2 separate regions of the Homo sapiens genome follow, and region 1 is linked to region 2. A link is a loop called in an ENCODE intact Hi-C map of the cell type or tissue named here. Cell type or tissue: K562. All regions are shown on one strand. Each heading gives the region's core, and the rest is flanking DNA. Links, peaks and the distances in the headings are about the cores only.

Region 1 (8,332 bases), core at 5,114-7,613, 86 kb before region 2:
TTCTAAAAGCCTTGATGTACTCTGATTTCCCAGTCAAAAGGTTTATAGTAAGGTCTGTCAGTCAGCACAAGCCATGCCCCTTTTACCTGTTGATGATATGCTCTAAATGTAATAGGGTCTGTGTATATCTAGTCATAGCGTCAAATTGTTCACTGAAGTCCCTGTAATGTTCATTCAATCCAGAAATGGAAGGTTTAGAGCTGCCAGTAGGCATGGGGCAACCAAACACTATTTCAAAAGAGGTTAATCCATGTCTTCTATTTGGAGTATTCTAGATTTTTATAAGGGGTAATGGTTTTGTTTTTGTATGTTTGTTTGTTTGTTTGCTTGTTTTTATGGAGTCTCGCCCTGTCTGGAATGCAGTGGCGCGATCTCAGCTCACTGCAACCTCCACCTGCCGGATTTAAGCAATTCTCCTGCCTCAGCCTCCCAAGAAGCTGGGATTTCAGAGACAGGGTTTCACCATGCTGGCCAGACTGGTCTCAAACTCCTGACCTCAAGTGATCTGCCTAGCTCGGCCTCCCAAAGTGCTGGGATTACAGTGCTGAGCCACCGCACCCTGCGCATTTTTTTTTTACAAGGTGTAATGCTTTCAGCCAATTAAGTCCAATTTCTTGACAGACTTGTCCTAAAGTTACTTTTGTGTCTCAGTGTTTACATTCCACTTGCTCTGAGGATTGGGAATGATATAGGGTATTAAATTTCAATGAATATCCTAGAACTTTTGCAAACAACTGTTTTATTTCTGCTGTAAAATAAGTTCCAGTGGTCTGATTGAATCTATAATAGAACATCCAAATGAAGAATGATCTGTTATTTATTATTTATTAATTGATTAATTTATTTTTGAGACAGAGTCTTGCTCTGTCTCCCAGGCTGGAATGCAATGGCACGATCTCAGCTCACTGCAACCTCCATCTCCCAGGCTCAAGTTTCCTGCCTCACCCTCCCAAGAAGCTAGGACTACAGGCATGCACCACCACACCAGGCAAATTTTTGTATTTTTTGTGAAGATGGGGTTCTGCCATGTTGGCCAGGCTGGTATCGAACTCCTGACCCAGATGATCCACCTGCCTCAGCCTCCCATAGTGTTGGGATTAAAGGCATGCGCCACCAGACCAGGGTAATTTTTGTATTTTTTGTACAGATGGGGTTCTACAATGTTGGCCAGGCTGGTATCAAACTCCTGACCCCAAATCATCCACCTGCCTCAGCCTCCCAAAGTGCTGGGATTACAGGCGTGAGCCACCACGCCTGACCTGTTATTAATTTCTTTACCACTGTCATGGTGTCAGCACATCTAGTCAGATAGCGTTCAATCCATCCACTAAACATACAGACAACAATCAAACAGTAAGAAGAGCCTAAAGCCTAATGTCTTAGAGGACTTGCTGAGGCACGTTGGTCTCCTCCAAAAATCTGATGGGATTTATTAGAAGTGCACTGAGAATAATTCAGTTAGAAATTTTGTAAATACCAAGGCAAAACCAATTATCTTTTCATTCCTTAACTATCCTCTGTCTGTACATATGTCCCATCTGAAGGGAGATAAGTGCTTCAAGCCAAGAAGTTAAAAAAAGGGGGGCCACAGGAACTCCATTGGCCCCATGTATAATACACCTGATAATTATCTGACATTCTTTTGTATTCATTTGTGGGTTTTTTGTTTGTTTGTTTGTTTGTTTGTCGCACTGTGCCCATTCTCTGGTAATCAATAACACCAGTAAGCAATAAAGGCAGGTTAATAAAGGGTGGAAAAGAATAGGAGGGTTCTTTGGGGCTGCATTCTTAGTGGCCTTCTCCACCCTCTCGTTCCCTAGAGATATACTATCAGTCTCCTTAGGGTGAGCTGAACAATGAGCAATAGCAATTTGAATAGGGAGGTGAACAGCCTGTAATAGAGCAGCAATTATATGCTAATTGGAAATAGGATTATCAGCAGAAGTTAAGAATCTGCTGGACTTCCAGATTGCCAATAGTGTGGCAGACACCCAAAGCATATCTGGAGTCAGGGTAAATAGTGGCAATTTTTCCTTTTGCCATTACACCAGCTCTAGCAAGATCTATACATTCGGCAGCTTGGGCTGACTTTACAGTGGACAAAGAGGATGCCTGAAGTGTTTCACAAGGGAAAACTATGGCTTCACAGTTATGTTTCCTGGAAATGTCATCCACAGAAGCCATTACAAAATAGAAATAAGTCTGGATTGTCTAAAGGAGTATCTAGGAGGTCTTCTTGTGGCTTTGAGACCTTTTCTATAGCTGCAAGGCAAACATATTGAATGGAGTGAGGCTCTCCATCATCAGGCAGGGGCAGTAGAGCAGCTGGATTTAAAGTGTTACAACAATGCAACATGATGGAGGAGCTGGTAAACAGGGCCTGTGCATAGGTGGCCTGCCATCTGGAGAAAGGTGCTGTATCTTATGAACTTGTAAGAGAACAGGCAGCATGGGGAACATATGGATGAATGAAGGAGTGTAATATCAGAATATGCTGGCTTTGTCAATTATTAGGGTGGTAGCTGTGGCTACTGCACATCGGCATGGGGGTCCAATTGACATGAGAAATATGCTACAGGGTGTATCAGAGAGGCAAAAAAATTGTTCCAAATATCTGCAGCAATCCCATTGTGTCATGGTGAGATGGGCGAAAAGGTCTGTCAAAATCAGGTTAGCTGAGAGCAGGGGATGTGGATGTTAATTTTAAGGCTCCGGAGGAGATTTATGGATCTGCAGGCCAAGAAAATGGGCTCAGAATTAATATCTGGGAGGAGGGTATAAAGGAGCTTAGCAAAGGCAACAAAATTAGGAATATATTGGTGGCAATAACTAGCTGCTCCTAGAAATTTACATAGATGTTTTTTTGGGAGGGGAATGCACAAAACTGACTCTAGGCATTTTGGGGCGAGCTTTTGAGTGCTCTGAGATATGACAACCTAGCAATTCAATCCTACATAAGTAACAGTTATTTGCACCCACTGAAGTTTAGGTTGGAAGGCTTTATGGCCTCTGTTGAGCTAGTGCCTTTAGGAAAATGAGGGAGTCTGGAAGAGTGGGTTGCTTAGTTCAGTAACAAACTAAAAGATCATATCGGAATAATGAACAAGAGTAGAGCCTTGGGTAAAGGACACAGAGTCTAAGCTGACTTTAAGGACTCGGGAAAACACTGAAAAGGACTCATGGTATCCCTGACCTATATGAGTTCATGTTCATTTTCTCCCTCTAAATGTGAATGTAAAGAGAAATTTTGAGTCAGGGCGCAATGGAATTGAACAGAAAATTGAGCAGATGTCAATCATTGTAAATCAGGCTGTATCAGCAGAAATTGAAGTAGAAATGTCAGCTGGATTAGGGACTAAGGGGTGGTGAAAAATCACAAAGGAGTTTATGGGCTCTTAGATCTTGTACAAATCAATAGATTTTATTCCTGTCTGAATCAAATGTTCCTTATTTCTTTACTGGCAAGATTAAGGTATTACAGAGTAAGGAAGGAAATAAAGACAAGAACACCCTCTGTAAAAGACAGTCTATTATAAGTTTGTTGACCTAAAAGGAAGAAGCTGAGGCAAAATTAAAGAGTTTTTCTGTGCCAAGGCTGAGGATTGCAGCCTGATTCCAGGTTGCCTTGGCAAGCCTTTGGGAGAACAAAGGAAAGGCTCAAGTTTTTAAAGAAAAAGGACGAATCAGGAGAGGGAGTGATTACAAAATACGTTCATCAAGAATTCTCACTGATTTACAGAAACACATTGGTTAGTGATTGTCTATACGTTGTTAAACTATAGGGTATATGACATCTTATGGCTGTATGGCATCAGTTAGTCTATAGCTCATATAGCACATATAGCTTCAAGAGGTAATTCTTTAGCTCAAGGGCGAATGAAACCTGACTGCTGTTATATTATAAATACCTCTCTGGGCCTGATAATTTAAAGGAGTTTGCATTCCTTAGATAAAAAGGGTTTTTTTTTTTTCTTTCTTTCTCAGGTTTAATTTCTTGCTCTGCATTTTGTGAGAGGGCATACTGAGCTACTATCAGGAAAGATTTATTCTTTTCCAGGCAATAACTACAGGCTCCACACACAGTAGCAATTCAATCTCATTGGCATGTGAGGCTGGGAGATGAGTTGAGACATCTTTAAAGGTTGCTTCCTCTTCAGAGGATTTAAAATCAAGATGAATTTCCATTAGGGAAAGGAGGAAGTCTAAGGCCAGGGAAATAAAAATGCTTCTCTCTTTACATTGTATAACACATCTCCACCTAACAGGTTTGTTGGTGAGGACTCAGAAACTAGAAAACCTTGACTGAAAACACTCCCACAGGGTTGACAAGCATTGCATATTGGTTTCTAGAGAAATACAATTATAATTCAGCATTAATCAGGCTGCACTTTGGCCCACTTCCTTGTTGCTGAAAGGCACATAGCACTAGAATCTGAGCATCTGCAGATGTAACCACATTGTTCCTCTGGATAGGATTGCTGACATTAGGGTTGTAAGACTGTTTAAGAGTTGATTTGCATCCCCATTATTCCTACAGACAGGATCTCTGACATAAGAATCATACGTTTTGTTTCATACCCTGAATTCCAGCATAGAGGAATGGGATCAGCATGAAAATACAGCTTCTTCAACTCCCATGTCATTAGTTTACCCTGTACCCTTCAACCAATCAACAATCTCCACACTTTGGCCTACTCCAAAATCCTTAAAAACCCTAACCCCAAAATCCTCAGGGAGGTGGATTTGAGGTTTCCTCTCATCTCCTCGTTTGGTGGCCCTACAATTAAACCTCTTTCTCTGCTGCCCCCAATATGTGTCTCCGCATATTGATTTGCTGTATACATTGGGCAATGAATCTATTAGAGTTACATGATGGGTGTTAAGAAGGCCTAAGGGTATTGCAGTGGCCTGATACATGGGCAATGAAATACGTTGCCCAGAAACTCCAATAGCTTGAATAGAAGCAGAGGTGACAGGGAGAGAGATCCTCTGAGCAGATGGTAGGGACAGTTGCACCAGTGGCAATTAAGTATTACAGTTCCCAGCTGGCCCTGTGGCCCATGTCTATAGTCTGAGGCTGAGACAGGAGGATTGCTTGAGCCCAGGAGTCCAGTCTGTGCAACATAGCTAGAGTTTGTCTCTTATAAAAAAAGAAAGAGAATTTCAGTTCCCAATCCTCTACTGTAAGTTTAATAGTGGGATCTAGGGGGTGACTGAAAATTAGCTGACCCCATCAATCGATGGGGTATTGTCCCACAGAAGAGAGAAAGCTGACCTTGTGAAGGTGCTGGGGTCTAGGGAGATTGTTATTTAAGCTTTCCTTTCTCATAAGTCTAGGACAGCTGTTTTTCCAATGCCCTTGTTTTTTACAATATCTGCAAACATCTGAAGACAAAGCTCTGTGGTTGGGGAGAAAGGTGAGTGGGTTTTGAGTTTTCCCTGGAGTTATGATTTTGTTTTTGTAAAGAATCAATTTTCAAAGCAAGTACTATTGACTTTAATCCGTTTTTCCTCTTATTTTCCTGCAAGTTATTTTTAAAGAATTGCATAGCTCCTTCTATAATAACATTCAGAGAATGACCTGTCCAGCCAATGACACTATTTTGGATTTGCCTCTTTGTATCAGGGTGATTTCTAACCAAGGCAGAATTTAAAAATTGTTCATGTCCTAGGGCTTCAGAATTTAATGCAGTGAACCTTTCAAAAGTTTGTATAAATCATTCCATATAGGCCTTAAGATGTTCCCCTTTCTTCTGAGTACATAATTCAACCCTAGACCACTTCACCTTAGAGGAAAAGGCCTCTAATATTGTCCCTATCAGGCCCCATAACTCAGCCATTTCCTGGTCAATTGTAGGAGGACCTGGGAGAAGTTCTGGCCACTTATTCCCTCTAGAGGTAAGACATTCATTTGGGGGCTTTCTGGAATGTCTGATAACCACAGTATAATCATGGGTGTAAAGAACACCCCTTAGTAGCCAGTGGAGGTTCCTATGAATGGGGTTATAAATGGCCACTAATCTTTCTAACTCCTCTCTAAATTTGATAGGCTCTTTCAAAAGTGGAGACAAAAGGGCTTTGTAATTTAGAAGATCTGTTTCTGTCCAAGGGACATGAATTCTTTGCAGTAGGGATCCAGGATATATTCACAGGAGGCATTGTATAGGAAGGTCTGTGGCTGAGGAGTCTGATTACAGAACACCAGGAAGTAGGAGGAGTTGTAAGGTACAGCAAAGCAAGACTAGCTGCACGTACCAGGGCCTGTGCCAGGTTTATTTTCTGGCTGTCAGCATTGACACAAGTGACCTGTATACTCTGAGCCTAGAGATCAGGCTGGAGTGCTCTCTGAAAATTTTGCAAGGAAAGGAAAGATAAAGCAGGCAGTTGATGTTTAAAGGATTTTCTAGGGAAGCTGGAGTTTTAGAACTTACATAAAAATTTGTGGAGGAGGTGGGACTGGATTTGGAGGAGAGTTTAAGCCAGTGGCCCAGAGATCAAAAGATCTTCTGGAGGATCAGGGACTGGAAGTTGGAGATAAAGGGGTATATAGGAACTGAAATTGTCTCCTTGCAAGTTTCACCCATTGTTCTTGGAATACATGTTTGCCTTCTTCACATGAGAGATTCCATATTTTTCAGAGAAAAAGATCTCATACTTCTCCCACCCTGAACCACTTTTCCAAGCTCCGTTCCTCCAATTCTTACTAACATGTTCCTAGACCTTTCACCATCTCCTTACATGCCCTGTTCTCAACATCCTTCTGATATTGAACAAAATATTCAAGAAGAGCTGTGAAACAGATGAGTACAACATAATTGAAACTGATAGCCTTAGGCCTATTCTAACAGTGTAAACATTTCAGAGCTCAGGGAATCCCTAAAGATGATCTAGTCTAAGCCCTTTACTTCACAAATGAAGAAACTGAAGTTAATTACTCATCAGAGCAAGGCACAAGACAGGCTCCTGGTCCAGTAGATAGTCAGGAGTGGACCCAAGCCTGGAATTTCAAGTTAATTATCTTATTCTATTTGAATTCTTATTCTGATGCAACACGGAAAACCCCCTGTTAGATCTGCAAGATCTAGCTCCCTGCCAAAGACTATTTATTCTCTCTAAAGAGATGATGAAATTATTTTAGAAAGAGGGCCAAATGTCCTATTTGAGAGGAATAATTTATAGTCATTTTATCTGTTTCTCATGAATTATCAGCTTCTTGGTAGCCTTTTAAAGAAAGGGTTAATAAAATAGTTTACAACTTGTTAAAAGAGCTATAGAAAATTATATTAAGTTCTTATATAAACTCTTTGTATGATACTTAAATTTTTTAGGTCAAACATAAACTGAATCTCAGTAAAAATTATAAGACAGAGGCAATTCAGCTTAAACCATAAGTGGTCCATGTCATACATCTTTTATCTCCTATAGAGAGAAAAATAAACTTAAGACTAATTTTTTAGAACAAGAAAGGATAACCCATTTGCATCCCTATTTATCACTTCCTTTCACTGTGTTCACTTTTTTCAGGAAAAAGTAAACCAAATCAAGTAGAAAATGTCAAATTTTTAGTGAAGACATTTAAACACTTCAAAAGGGTGAGCAGTTACATTCCTTTTAAAGAATTCTATCTTAATATTGATGAGAGAATAGTTAAAAAAGGATCATAAGGCCTCCTTTGCATGTAATATGTATAACGTATAGTGAGACAATTTGTAAATAATCTAGTGAAAAACTGGTTTTACTAATCTGTTTCCCTAAAATAAATCTGCCTATTTGTAATTGAGAACTTCCTGGAAAATGAACAATAAACACATAAAAGTTTTACTTTTATGTGCATTACAAACTTCGGCTGTCAACAATTTGCACAAATTATTTTGGGAAGAATCTTCTTATATACTCTTCCCTCTGAAAGACTGGTAATTTAAAATAGGAAAATGCACAATCATACAGTGTTAGAATTGCATTAGAGAGTCACATAGAGACCACTCTAGATTTTTTTTTTTTTTTTTGAGATGGAGTCTCACTCTTGTGGCCCAGGCTGGAGTGCAGTGGTGCAATCTCGGCTCACTGCAACCTCCGCCTCCTGGGTTCAAGCAATTCTCCTGCCTCAGCCTCCCGAGTAGCTGGGATTACAGGCATGCGCCACCATGCCCGGCTAATTTTTGTGGTTTTAGTAGGGATAGGGTTTCACCATGTTGGCCAGGCTGGTCTCGAACTCCTGACCTCAGATGATCCACCCGCTTCGGCCTCCCAGTGTGTTAGGATTACAGGCATGAGCCACTGCAGCTGGCCCACTCTAGATTTTTATCTTGAGAATTGCAGATAACCCTATTGG
Region 2 (12,995 bases), core at 4,146-6,645:
GGTAAGGAGCAGCAGCACCACCTGGGAACGTGTTAGAAAATGCAAATTCTTTGGCCCCAACCATGTTGAGTTGGAAATTCTGGGGTAGAGCTCAGCGATCTGATTGTGTTTTTAGAGACAGGGTCTTGCTCTGTCACCGAGGCTGGAGTGCAGTGGCACAATCATAGCTCACTATAACTAACTTTGAACCCCTTGGCTCAGTTCAAGCTATCCTCCAGCCTCAGCCTCCTAAGTAGCTAGGACTACAGGCATGCACCACCACACCCAGCTATTTTTAAAACATTTTTGTAGAGACGGGGTCTTGCCATGTTGCCCAGGCTAGTCTCAAACTTACAGCGTCAAGCAATCCTCCTGCCTTGGCCTCCCAGAGTGCTGGGATTACAGGACTCACCCACTGCACCTGGCCAGCAATCTATTTTAATGACTCTACCATGTGATTCTGATGTGCACCAAAATTTGAGAACCACTACTCAAAGGATTTTTATTTGCAGCTGCTGCTTTATTCGGCTGGACAGAATTTTAAAATTTGGTATACTAATGGTAGAAAATCTACCATTCTCTAGATAAATCAGTTACACATCCATTAGTGTATAGTATGGTATTTTCAACAGGCTTTTTCTTCTTTAAAAGTAGATATAATTTAGGCTGGGTGCAGTGGCTCACACCTGTAATCTCAGCACTTTGGGAGGCTGAGGCAGGCGGATCACCTGAGGTCAGGAGTTCGAGACCAGCCTGGCCAACATGCGAAACCCCATCTCTACCAAAAATACAAAAATTAGCCAGCTGTGGTGGCGTGTGCTTGTAATCCCAGCTACTGGGGAGGCTAAGGAAGGAGAATCGCTTGAACCCGGGAGGTGGAGGTTGTAGTGAGCCGAGATCACACCACTGCCCTCCAGCCTGGGTGACAGCAAGACTACGCCTCAAAAAAAAAAAAAAAAAAAACAACTAGATATAATTTATATCTGAGAATGGATTTAAATATTTGTTATAAGACAACCAAGGTAAAATGATGCTGTCTTAAGAAAAAAAAATTTTTTTCTTTGAGTTTTGCTCTTGTCACCCAGGCTGGAGTGCAATGGCATGACCTTGGCTCACTGCAACCTCCACCTTCCAGGTTCAAGCGATTCTCCTGCTCCAGCCTCCCTAGTAGCTGGGATTACAGGTGTCTGCCACCACGCCCAGCTAATTATTGTACTTTTAGTAGAAATGGGGTTTCACCATGTTGGCCAAGCTGGTCTCGCACTCCTGACCTCAGGTGATCCATCCACCTCAGCCTCCCAAAGTGCTGGGGTTACAGGTGTGAGCCACTGCACCCAGCCAAAAAAAAATTTTAAGTACCCTCCTATAGTCAAGCTCTGATGTCAGATTGCTTGGGGTTAAGTGCTTCCTCTACTACATACTAGCTGTATGACCTTGAGTAAGTTACTCCTCTTATCCTCCATGTCATCTGTAAAATGGGGATGGTAACAGTACTTACTGCACAGGGTTATTGCATGAGGATTATATAAGATACTTCATGTAAATTATTTAGGATACTGTCTTGCACAAGTGCTTTTAAAAAGTCTTATTAATCCCGACAAAGCCAATTTTCTGATACCCAAGGGGGAAAAAAAAAGTACCCTCTTTGGATATTTCTGCCTCCCTCCTCACTTTGCTATGGCTTCACAATGGCCACAGTTTACCCCCCCAACAACTTTAGGTGTGGGTATGTGTCTTGCTTTTAGTCCATAGGTATGAGAGTGGATGTAATAAACATGATGTCTGTTCTGGGGGTAAAAAGGCCCTCCTAACTTTCAGCTAATCACTTTTTTAAAATTACATTATACCCACCAAAAAATGCACAAATCAGAAGTATATGGAAATTTTGGCAAGTGATGTCACCAAAATGGTGGAGGAGATAACAGCCTTCATGCCCCGTCAAAAGAAACAAATACACACTGCTATCCACAAACCAAAATAGCCCTGGAGGGCTCAAGGGCAATTGTCTTAATATATGTATATATGTTTGTATGAATTAATGAATGGCAGGATCTCTCACTGTGTCGCCTATGCTGGAGTGCAGTGGTGTGATCATAGCACACTGCAGCCTCAAACTCCTGGGCTGAAGTGATCCTCCCACCTCAGACTCCCCAAATAGCTGGGACTCAGGTGCCACCATGCTTGACTAAGTTTTTGGTTGTTTTTTATTTTTGTTTCTGAGTAGAAACAGGGCCTCACTATGTTGCCTATGCTGGTCTCAAACTCTTGAGCTCAAGCGATCCTACTGCCTCAGCCTCCCAAACTGCTAGAATTACAGGCATGAGCTACTGCACCCAGCCTCAAGGGCCCATTAAAAAATGTGCAACAACCTAGTGGAGAATTAAAAGAAAAAATGCACATAAAAAATTGCTTATGAGATCAGAATTCCTGAGACACCAGAAGATGGCTAAGAAGAAAGGCAGGCACTATCGATATCAGTCATGTGGCCTGCTCTGCAGAGGATACCACCTTCTTTTGCCACAAAGGTAACCAACAGCCATGGCCATAGCAAGCTAGTTTGCACTCCAGAGCCAAGATCTCTCTGCATGTCCACACTCCAAACACCAGCTCAGCTGCCATTGAGAGCCCATGCTCCAGGCCCTGACTCCAAGGCTGGGCTGTGCACACCTATACCGCAAACAGTAAAGCCACTGCCATAGTAAGGGAGTTTACACCCTGGGCCCCAGAGCCAAGGTTTCTCTATGTGTTTACACCCTGGAGACCAGCTCAGTCATCACAGAGGGCCAGGCCTTGCCTCCACACTAAAGCCGCTGTAGCTGTGTGCACACTTGTGCTCTTGTCCCTGCCTGTTTCACAAGCTCCCATACTTCACCAGCAGGGTGTCTGTGCCCTGGGCACCAGTGCCATTACCACCCCAGAGCTATAGTCCCTTTACACATGCTGCTCTGTGGGCATCACTCATCAGACACCAGTTCCATTGCCACCTCAAGTGGGCTTGCATGCCAGACCCAGTGTCAAGAAGGATCCCTTTAGCCACAACTTCCCTGGTCGGGGAAAGAGAGATCAAGAGGACCCTACAGTCATCATCACCAAGCACCCCAACAGCCCTTACCACTGCTGCAAACACTGACAGTGTTGGTTGCTGAGGATCCCTGCAGTTTTCAACAGTGATCTCAGCTGAAAGAGCTACAAGGAGACTACACTGTTGCATCCTCACAGCTGCCAGAATCACTGCACCTCACCCAGCCAGTGCCCTCACATCCCCCTCTCACAGGGGAAGTCTTTCCTTAACAAAACCAGTCTTAAAAGTCTGGAAGAGGTGACTGCTGCACCAAATGCTCAAACATCAACGTAAGGTAAAAAGAAACATGAAAAGCCAAGAAAACATCAATATCAAAAGAACACAATAATTTCCCAGTAGCTAATGCCAGAGAAATGGAGAGCAACAAACTACATAACAAAGAATTCAAAGTAATCATTTTAAGGAAGCTCAGCAAACCAAGGAAATACAGAGGAACAATTCAATGAAATCAGGAAAACAAAATGAGAAATTTAATAGATTGAAATAAAAAAAGTTCCATAGCTGCAGAGTACAACAAATGAAAAATGCAATAAAGATACCAGGTTCAACATGGCTGACTAGATGCAGCTAGGATGTGCCTCTTCCACAAAGAGGAACCAAAATATTGAGTAAATCACATGAACAGATCTTTTAAGAGAGAACAGGCTGGGTGCAGTGGCTCACACCTGTAATCCCAACACTTTGGGAGGCCGAGGCAGGCGGATCACCTGAGGTCAGGAGTTCGAGACCAGCCTGACCAACATGGAGAAACCCTGTCTCTACTAAAAATACCAAACTTAGCCAGGCGTGGTGGCACATGCCTGCAATCCCAGCTACTTGGGAGGCTGAGGCAGGAGAATCACTTGAACCCGCAAGGCGGAGGTTGCGGTGAGCCGAGATCGCACCATTGCACTCCAGCCTGGGCAATAAGAGTGAAACTCCGTCTCAAAAAAAAAAAAAGAGAACACTGAAATTCAATAGAAGATGGGAGACACTGGTTAAAGAGGGAAGTAATAGGACTGCGTGCTTGGCATCACCAAGTGCCAGGACTGGCCCCAGACCAGGACCCAAGGAAAGGGTGAGTGAAGGAACTGTGGGGTACCACATTCCTGCCACAGGCCTCTGAGATCTTAGCTACAGAAGAGTTCCATGACCTCACAGACCTTTAGACTGGCAGAGGGAGCTAGGGAACTACGTGGAGACCACACACACACAGGTCACTTGAACTCATATAGAACCCCAAAGGCTTCTATGTGCTGGACAACTTAAGCAAAGCGTGACTCTGGGCACCAACCCCCAAGACTCTATGTCATGCCATAAGCTGCTGCAGCTGCTGCTGTCTGCCAGGCCAGGGAATGAGCACGGCCCAGGCACTCTCACTCTTATATGCCACAAAGACAGGCTACATCTGAGCATGCCCCATGCCTGCTCATCCCTCCCAAGACTGCCTGCCTGGCCATTCCCATGGCTTGTTGGGGAGGGAGGAGACAGGGGGAACCTGACCCCACAGTGTAGCCACCATTGCCCCATCTGAGTGTTTTGTTGGCAGCCTGGGGGCAATTTGCTCCTCCCTATCACAGCTGTTACTTGAGCCCAAGGGGCCAGTGGACAAGTCTGCTGACTTGGTACTTGTTCCCCAGGACTCAAGCACACCATCCAGGAGCATGGAGATTTATGATCTGATCTCAAGCAGGGTAGGAGCCCCCACTGTCAGAACCACAAAGAGCATGGTGTGGGTTCACGCAGTGGCAGGGAAGCATGGTGGCCCGCCCTCCATAAGACTAAAACAGAAAGGGTACGGCCTAATAACAATGGTTTCTGCCCCCAAGGAGTCACATGGCCTGTGGCTAGGCAATTTGAATGCAGTTGGCTTGGGACTAGCATAACCATTCTGTTCTGCTGCTGACAGCTAGATACTGGAGACCTACCAGCTCAGGGGTGTGGGAGCTGGGTGGGTCCCACTGCAATGTGGTACAGTGAAAACCCTGGGCTGTCCCAATTCCCCTGAATGGGCTCTGTAGCACAGGAGAGGCACCTCCCGGCCTCTCTGGAAGATTGCCCCAGTGGCCTGGAAGCTGACCCTAGACCCTTGCCAGCCACCTTGGCAGCAGAGCCGGGATGGGGACCACTGGGAACCCCATGGGCCCACTCATTGCCCAAGAATTCTGATACCTCTCCTGATTAACAAAGGCGAAGTAAAAATTTTACACCATCTCAACTACCGGGCGCCTGCAAGTGCCAGCTACTGGCTGGGAGGTCAACCTCCAGGGCCCATCACTTCTACTGACACCACTGGACAGTGCTTGGCCGCCTCTTTCCTGCAAGCTCCACCTACTGGCCCGTAGAGTGAACTGCACAACCCAATGTAATTCCTGCTGACTGAAGCACACAGCTCTGGAGAACGAGATAAGCCTCCCAACACCTCCACCTTCCCATCTCTGTAGGATAAAGTGAACCCGCTCACACACACAGTACACCATTACTACAACCTAAAAAACAACCAGCATTTGAGAAAACCACTACATTAAGGCTATTATTAATACAGAGCTTTGGCCCCCTAGAAACAAAGAGAAGCAGAATATGCACTTACCTTGCAATGCCCTACTTCAGAAATGAAGGAGAGATAAAGACTCTCAGACAAAAGCTGTGGGGGTTCATCTCCGCTAAACCTGCCTTATAAGAAATGTTAAGGGAATTCTTCCAGCTGAAAGAAAAGGATGCTAATTATTAACAGGAAAACATGAATATGAAATTCACTGGTTAAAAAGTAAGTACACAGTCAACTCCAGAATACTCTAATACCATAATGGTGGTTTGCAAATCAACTTATATCATTAGTATGAATGCTAAAAGACACAACTTTAGGCCAGGCATGGTGGCTCACGCCTGTAATCCCAGCACTCTGGGAGGCCAAGGCAGGCAGATCACCTGAGGTCAGGAGTTCGAGACCAGCCTGGTCAACATCGCGAAACCCCATCTCTACTAAAAATACAAAAACTAGCCGGGTGTGGTGGCGGGCACCCGTAATCCCAGCTACTCAGGAGGCTGAGTCAGGGAGAATCGCTTGAACCCGGGAGGCGGAGGCTGCAGTGAGCTGAGATTGCGCCACTGAACTCCAGCCTGGGCGACAGAGCGAGACTCCGTCTCAAAAAAAAAAAAAAAAAAAAAAAGGCACAACTTTAAAAAATAATAATAGCTATAATAATTTGTTAATGGATATATGATATAAAAATATAAATTGTGACATCAAAAACAAAATGGGGAGCATGGAGTAAAAGTATACAGTTTTTTTTAATGCAATGAAAATTATTAGTCTGAAATATCCTGTTATAAGATGTTTTATATAAGCCTCATGGTAACCACAAACTAAAAGCCAAGAGTAGATGCACAAAAAGTAAACAGTAAGGAATGAAAGCTTGCCACTAGAGAAAATCATCTAATCACAAAGGAAGACAGCAAGAGAGGAAGAAACAGAGGGTCTGCCAAACAACTAGAAAACAATGAACAAAATTGCAGTAGTGAGTCCTTATTTATCAATAATAATCTTGAATGTAAATGGGTTAAATTCTCTGATATGGTTTGTGTATTTGTTCCCTCCAAATGTCATGTTGAAATGTGACCTCCGTTATTGAAGGTAGAGCCTGACGGGAGGTGTCTGAGTCACAGAGGTGGATTCCTCATGGATGGCTTAGCATTATCCCCTTGGCGACAAGTGAGTTCGTGTTCTGAGTTCATGAGAGATCTGGTTATTTAAAAGAGTGTGGGACTTCCCCCCTCTCTTGCTTCCTCTCACCATGTGACATTTGACTTCACCTTCTGCCATGAGTAAAAGCTCCATGAGGCCCTCACCAGAAGCTGAGTAGATGCCAGCACCATGCTTCCTGTACAGCCTGCAGAACTGTGAGCCAATTAAATCTCTTTCCTGTATAAATTACTCAGTCTTAGGTATTCCTTCATAGCAACACAAAATAGATGCACACATTCTCACATGAAAAGACAGAGCAGCTGAATGGGTAAAGGAAAACAAGACCCAACTAAATGCTGCCTACAAGGACACACATGGTTTGAAAGAGAAGGGATGGAAAAAAGATATTCCATGAAAACAGAAACCAAGAGTGCAGAAGACACTATAGTTTTATCAAATAGAATAGACTTTAATTCAAAAACTGCAAAAAGAGACAAGGTAAGTAAATGACAAAGGGGTGAATTTGCAAGAGGATGTAACAATTGTAAATATATATGCTCCCAATGTCAGACCTCCTAAATACAGTCGTACCTCAGTATCTTGAAGGACGGGTTCCAGGCCCCTGGCAGATACCAGAAGACATACATATTCAAGTCCCATAATTGGCCCTGCAGAACTCTGCAGATACAGATTTTACATCCCACGAATACCATATTCTTTATATAGGTTTGGTTGCAGATGTGAAACCTGCTGATACAGGGGGCGAATTGTATTTACTGCAAAAATCTGTATATAAGCAGACCCACGCAGTTCGAACCCGTATCGTTCAAGGGTCAAACTGTATGTAAAGAAAGAAAAAACGCGTTCCTTTCTGATCTGAAGGAAGAAATAGCAACACAGCTGAAGAGGACGTTAATACCCCACTTTCAACAATGGACTTACCATCCAGACAGAGTATCAGTAAGGATATATTAAACTTGAACTACGTACATCAAACCAAATGGCGCTAAAAGACATATACAGAACATTCCAACTAACAGCAGCAGGATACAAATTCTTCTCAAGCACACACAGAACATACTGCAGGAGAGATCATATATTTGACCACAAAACAAGTCTTTATAAATTTAAAAGACTGAAATAACATCAAGTACCTTTCAAACCACAATGTTATATAAATAGAAACCTAAAAGGAATTCTAGAAAATTCAGAAAGATATGGAAATTAAACAGATGCACCTGAATAGCCAATGGGTCAAAGAATTAAAGGGGATATTTAAAAATGTCTTGAGACAAACAAAAGTGGAAACCCAACATACCAAAACTTACAGTATGCAGCAAAAGCAGATCCAAAAGGAAAGTTTACAGCAATAAATGCCTACGTCGAAAAAAGAAGAAAAATCTGATATAAACAACCTAACCTATCACCTCAATCAACAGAGTAATGAGACAACTTACAGAATGGGAAATAATATATGTAAACCATACATGTGATGAGGGGTTAATATTAAAAAATATATAAGTATCTGAAGCAATAGTAAGAAAACAACCCTATTAAAAATACAGGCAAAGGATCTGAATAGCCATTTTTCAAAAGAGGACATACAAACGGTCAACAGATACATGAAAATATGCAAATCACGAATCATCAGGGAAATGCAAATTAAAATCATGATATCTCACAACTGTTAAAATTGGCTATCATCAGCTGGGTGTGGCGGCTCATGCCTGTAATCCTAGCACTTTGGGAGGCCGAGGTGAGTGGATTGTCTGAGTTCAGGAGTTCAAGACCAGCCTGGGCAACATGGCAAAACCCTGTCGCTACTAAAAAAATACAAAAAAATTAGCTGGGTGTGGTGGTGCACACCTGTAATCCCAGCTACTTGGGAGGCTGAGGCACGAGAATCGCTTGAACCTGGGAGGTGGAGGTTGCAGTTGACCGACATCATGCCACTGCACACCAGCTTGGGTGACAGAGCAAGACTCTATCTCATTAAAAAAAAAAAAAAAAAAAAAAGGTTATCATCAAACAGACGAAAGATATCAAGTGTTGGTGCATACGCAGGCAAAAGGGAACCCTTGTATGCTGTTGGTGAGAATGTAAATTAGTATAGGCATTATGGGAAACTTGTGGTGGTTAAAACAACTCCATATTGGATGCTAATCCACCATGTTGACTTCTGATTAACCCCAGTTCCGGGAATGCCTCTAAGGTTTCCACTTTCACTTACTTTCTGTAAATCCTGTCCTTAGGTCAAAACAGTCTTGATGCTCTCATAAACACATACTTACCATAAATCTTGCCCTTAGGCAAATTCCTTATGATAGAAAAGCCCTGGGTCTAGGGGCTAACAGTACAGGGATCCACCATCTTACAGTCACTGGAGACATGGCTTCTATTTGTAAGTTCCTATTTTCTTTCTGAGAAACTGGATTTGTCAGCCTCTTTCTTTGGCCTCACAGCTCCTCAGCTTTACCTACTCACTATGGAACAAAACTATAGTATGGAGATTCCTCAAAAAATTAAAAATAGAACTACCATATTATCCAGCAGTCCCACTTATGGGTATTTACCTAAAAGATCTGAAATCAGCATGTTGAAGAGATATCTCTACTCCCATGTTCATGAATATATAAAGAAAATGTGGTATACATACACTATGTAAAACTATTTAGCCTTAGAAAAGAATGAAACCCTGTCATTTGTGATAACATGGATGAACCTGGAGGGCATTATGTTAAGTGAAATAAGCCAGGCACAGAAAGACAAATACTGCATGATCTCACTTATGATATGGGAATCTAAAAAAGTTGAACTCATAGAAGCAGAGACTATAATGGTGGTTACCAGAGGCTCTGGGGACTGGGAGTTCATCAAAGGATATAAAGTTTCAGTTAGACAGGAAGATTACATTCAAGAGATCTACTGAATATCATGCTGACTATAGTTAACAACAATATGATGTAGACTTGAAAACTGTTGAGAGTAGATTTTAAGTATTCTGACCACAAAAGAAAATGAGGTAATGCGTATGTTAATTTTCTTCATTTAGCCATTCCACAGGGTATACATATGTCAAAACATATTATACAATATGTAATAAAGTTTTGTCAACTTTAAAAGTTTTTTTTTTTAAAGTACATAGCACAATGAATCATCACAAAGTGAACAAACCTATCTAACTCCCGCTTAGGTCAAAGACTAGAACATTACCAGCACTCCAGAAGTGCCCCTGGTATTCCCAACCATTCTTCCCTAGTTGTTAGATAACAACTGACTTTTAACACCATAGATTAGTATTGCCTGATTTAGAACTTTATAAAGCAGAATCAAGCTTCTTTTGCATATGGGTTCATTGCATTTAATTTCATAGGAAAACTAAATTTCTGTTCTATGCAAGGAATCAATATATGGTATATACAATCTACATTTTCATTAAATGTTTATAGCCAAAACCAGTTTTCATTATATCCTCTGAAAATGCTTCAAATAAATGTTTATTTTTGATCCTTGCAAATGTTGTGTATGAGAGTGCAGAGAAACCAACAACTTCTGAAGAAATAATGCATACTAAAATGAAACATTTGATAAATACAAACATTTTATGCCTACTCTGCTATTGTGTGATCATACAGATTAGTGGGCTTGTAGTAGAGGTTAGAACCCAATTTAACAGACATCTCCGGATATAAGCAGCTGACAACCTCACAAAAAAGAGGAAGACAAGTTGGAAATCTAAGATTAAGACCTGGAAGATTTCTATTGTGAACATAAAGAACTCAGCTTCCTTCTCTTTTCCTGCAGCTATACCCATCCATCTGATACGGAAGGGGGCCAGGGAAGTGCTGGAAAGGGAAGGGCTTGGTCCCTTCAAATGATATGGAAGTGGGGAAGGGAAGTGCTGGGTAGAAGAGGGCGCAGTCCCTGGCTAGGGTTCCAACCCCACGGACCTAGGTGAGGACAGGCATTTTTGTTTTCCTCCCCAAATGTTGCATTTCCCAAGACCACCCTGGCCTGCCACAGCCCCATCCTGTGCCTATAAAAACCCTGAGACCCTAGCAGGCATGGAACAGGAATTAAAAGAAATGAAGGAATGTGTAAGCAGAAACTCAGTTGTATGTAAGAAAACCCAGTTCCCCCTGAGAAAGACAAAGAGAAAGAGCTGGAGTCCTTTAAAAATTAACTGCCTGTTTTTCTGTGGCTAGTGAGCCTTATCTCTCCTCCTTTCCCAGGCATTGTGAAGACCCTGTTTCTCTGGCTGTGCAGCTGCAAGGTCAATAGACAGATAAACTCAAGTCATAAAACATGTTTTTCCTTGAAAAGTAATAAATGATGTAATGCATGTCTCAATTAATTAAATAACTGTCTTTGTTTCTCGCTTCTGTAATATGCTTCCCCCTGAAGAGATCTCCCCCCACCCCAAGAAATGCTTAAAAGGTAACTTAACTCTTTGTTCAGGGCTCAGTCCTTTGGATGTTAATCCGACTAGGCCAATGCATCTAAATAATGAATATCCTCCTCAACCCCATCGGTCTCTCTGATTCCTTATCAATCCCGCCACAGGCAGACAAACAGGCAGCTGGATGTCGAGAGGGGGCACATGAGCAGAGGAACACACAAGCAGCTGGACGTCAAGAGGACATTGAGGGGAGCACGCCAGCACACCAGCAGGCCATCAACCAGCGGAATGAGGTGGAGAGTTTGGCTGGGGCAGTTGAAGGAGAGCCCGGACCGCCGAGCGGCCAGACTCCAGGGGAAAACCATCTCCCTTCTGGCTCCCTCATCTGCTGAGAGTTACTTCCACTCAAAAGCTTACACTCATTCTCCAAGCCCATGTGTGATTCAGTTCTTCTGGTACACCAAGGCAAGAACCCTGGGATACAGAAAGCCCTCTGTCCTTGAGATAAGGCAGGGGTCTGAGCTAACACGAGCCACCTACGGACAGCTAAACTAAAAGAGCACCCTGTAACACATGACCACTGGGGCTTCAGCTGTAAAAATTCACCCCTAGACCCTGCCATAGGGTCAGAGCCCTACAGCCTGCCCATTGGTATGCTCCCCTAGAGGTTTGAGCAGCGGGGCACTGAAGAAGCGAGTCACCCTCATCGCATGCTCTGCAAGGGGGACAAGGGAACTTTTCCTGTTTCACATCCTAACCCTCTTCCTTCTCATCTCAGGAAAAGATGGCCTTTCTGTGCAAAAATATCTAGATTTATCACCTCCCAGCTACTCAAAGACTTTTCCCCTTTCTATTAAAACATTAATCATAATCACTTTAAAAAAAATTTTTTAAGAACCAGGTAAAGTGCCACCTCTTTTACACAGAACTTTTACCACGCTTCAAACCTGTTCGTTTTCTATTTTTCTTCTATTCCTTGTTCTCTGCTGCTAGTGCTGCTGCTTCAAAAAGTTGAGAGGAAGGCATGTATCAAAAGGTCTCTCAGGACATGTTGTTCTATCCTGTTTCTCTGCTGTGGGATCAGGAATGGAATTTCCAGGAACCTCCAGTTCTCTGCACCCAAGGGTATATAAAAGGAAAAAAATCAGCTGATAAGGAACACTTCCTAACTCATTCTATGAGACCAGTATTACCCTGATACCAAATCTAGACAAACATACCACAAAAAACTAGAAACCAATATCCGTTACAAATACAGATGCAAAAATCTTCAACAAAATACTAATGGTGCTTTATGAATGTGGCTTCAAGCCTAAACAACTTGCCTTCCCAAACCCCTTTTATATGGAAATCCAATTCTGCCACTACATTGTTCTTTGTGAATAATACCTAAAATCATATAACTCCTCTGCTTAAAAACCTACAGCTCTTCTTTACCTAAAGAAAGAAGTCTAGATAGCAAAACCCATAATTTGTAGTCCTCTTAAGCGTGGTCCCCATCCTATCTTCCCAACCTTGTTTCCCATTATTCACCTTCATCGACCCTACAACTACTTTTTGCAAAAATGATTCAGGCATTTTTGTCTTTCTTCGTTTTTCCCTCTTCCTGGAAAATACTTCCCTATAACTCCATTCTCCAACTTTGCATATTTTAACCCTATTTAATCAATACCCAATTGAGATGCTATTTCATCTGAAATTCTTTTAAAAAAAGTCCCCATAGCACTTTATCTGAACCTCTCTTATGGTACTTATTTCCTACTTTGGATTAAAATATCTCCAAGCCTCAGTAAAACAAGAGTAGTATGTTTTAATTCATAGGACAACTCCCTGTTCTCTGACAATGCTTGCTCTTTTGCACCTCTGTGCCT

Evidence for each region. Peaks named below come from ENCODE experiments on the same cell type or tissue, not always from the same donor. Only the 100,000 strongest peaks of a DNase experiment are listed, where the experiment ranks them.
Region 1: a loop joins it to region 2, with 2.4 times the contacts of the local background. A loop is called at or near these places in 7 of 110 quality-filtered maps.

What each region holds. Positions count from the first base shown.
Region 1 is chr11:102,474,916-102,483,247 of GRCh38, reverse strand. The region is part of intron 1 of LOC124902740 (a long non-coding RNA gene); the gene reads right to left. The region is part of intron 1 of LOC102723838 (a long non-coding RNA gene); the gene reads right to left. Among named protein-coding and RNA genes, the nearest start is that of TMEM123-DT, 26 kb to the right of the region's middle. RefSeq lists a silencer at 6,298-6,347. In K562, for the core only: no CTCF peak of the experiment used is centred there; a DNase peak (open chromatin) is centred at 6,227.
Region 2 is chr11:102,383,249-102,396,243 of GRCh38, reverse strand. No RefSeq gene overlaps it. Among named protein-coding and RNA genes, the nearest start is that of BIRC2, 43 kb to the right of the region's middle. In K562, for the core only: a CTCF peak has its summit at 5,381 (motif pointing left); a DNase peak (open chromatin) is centred at 5,383.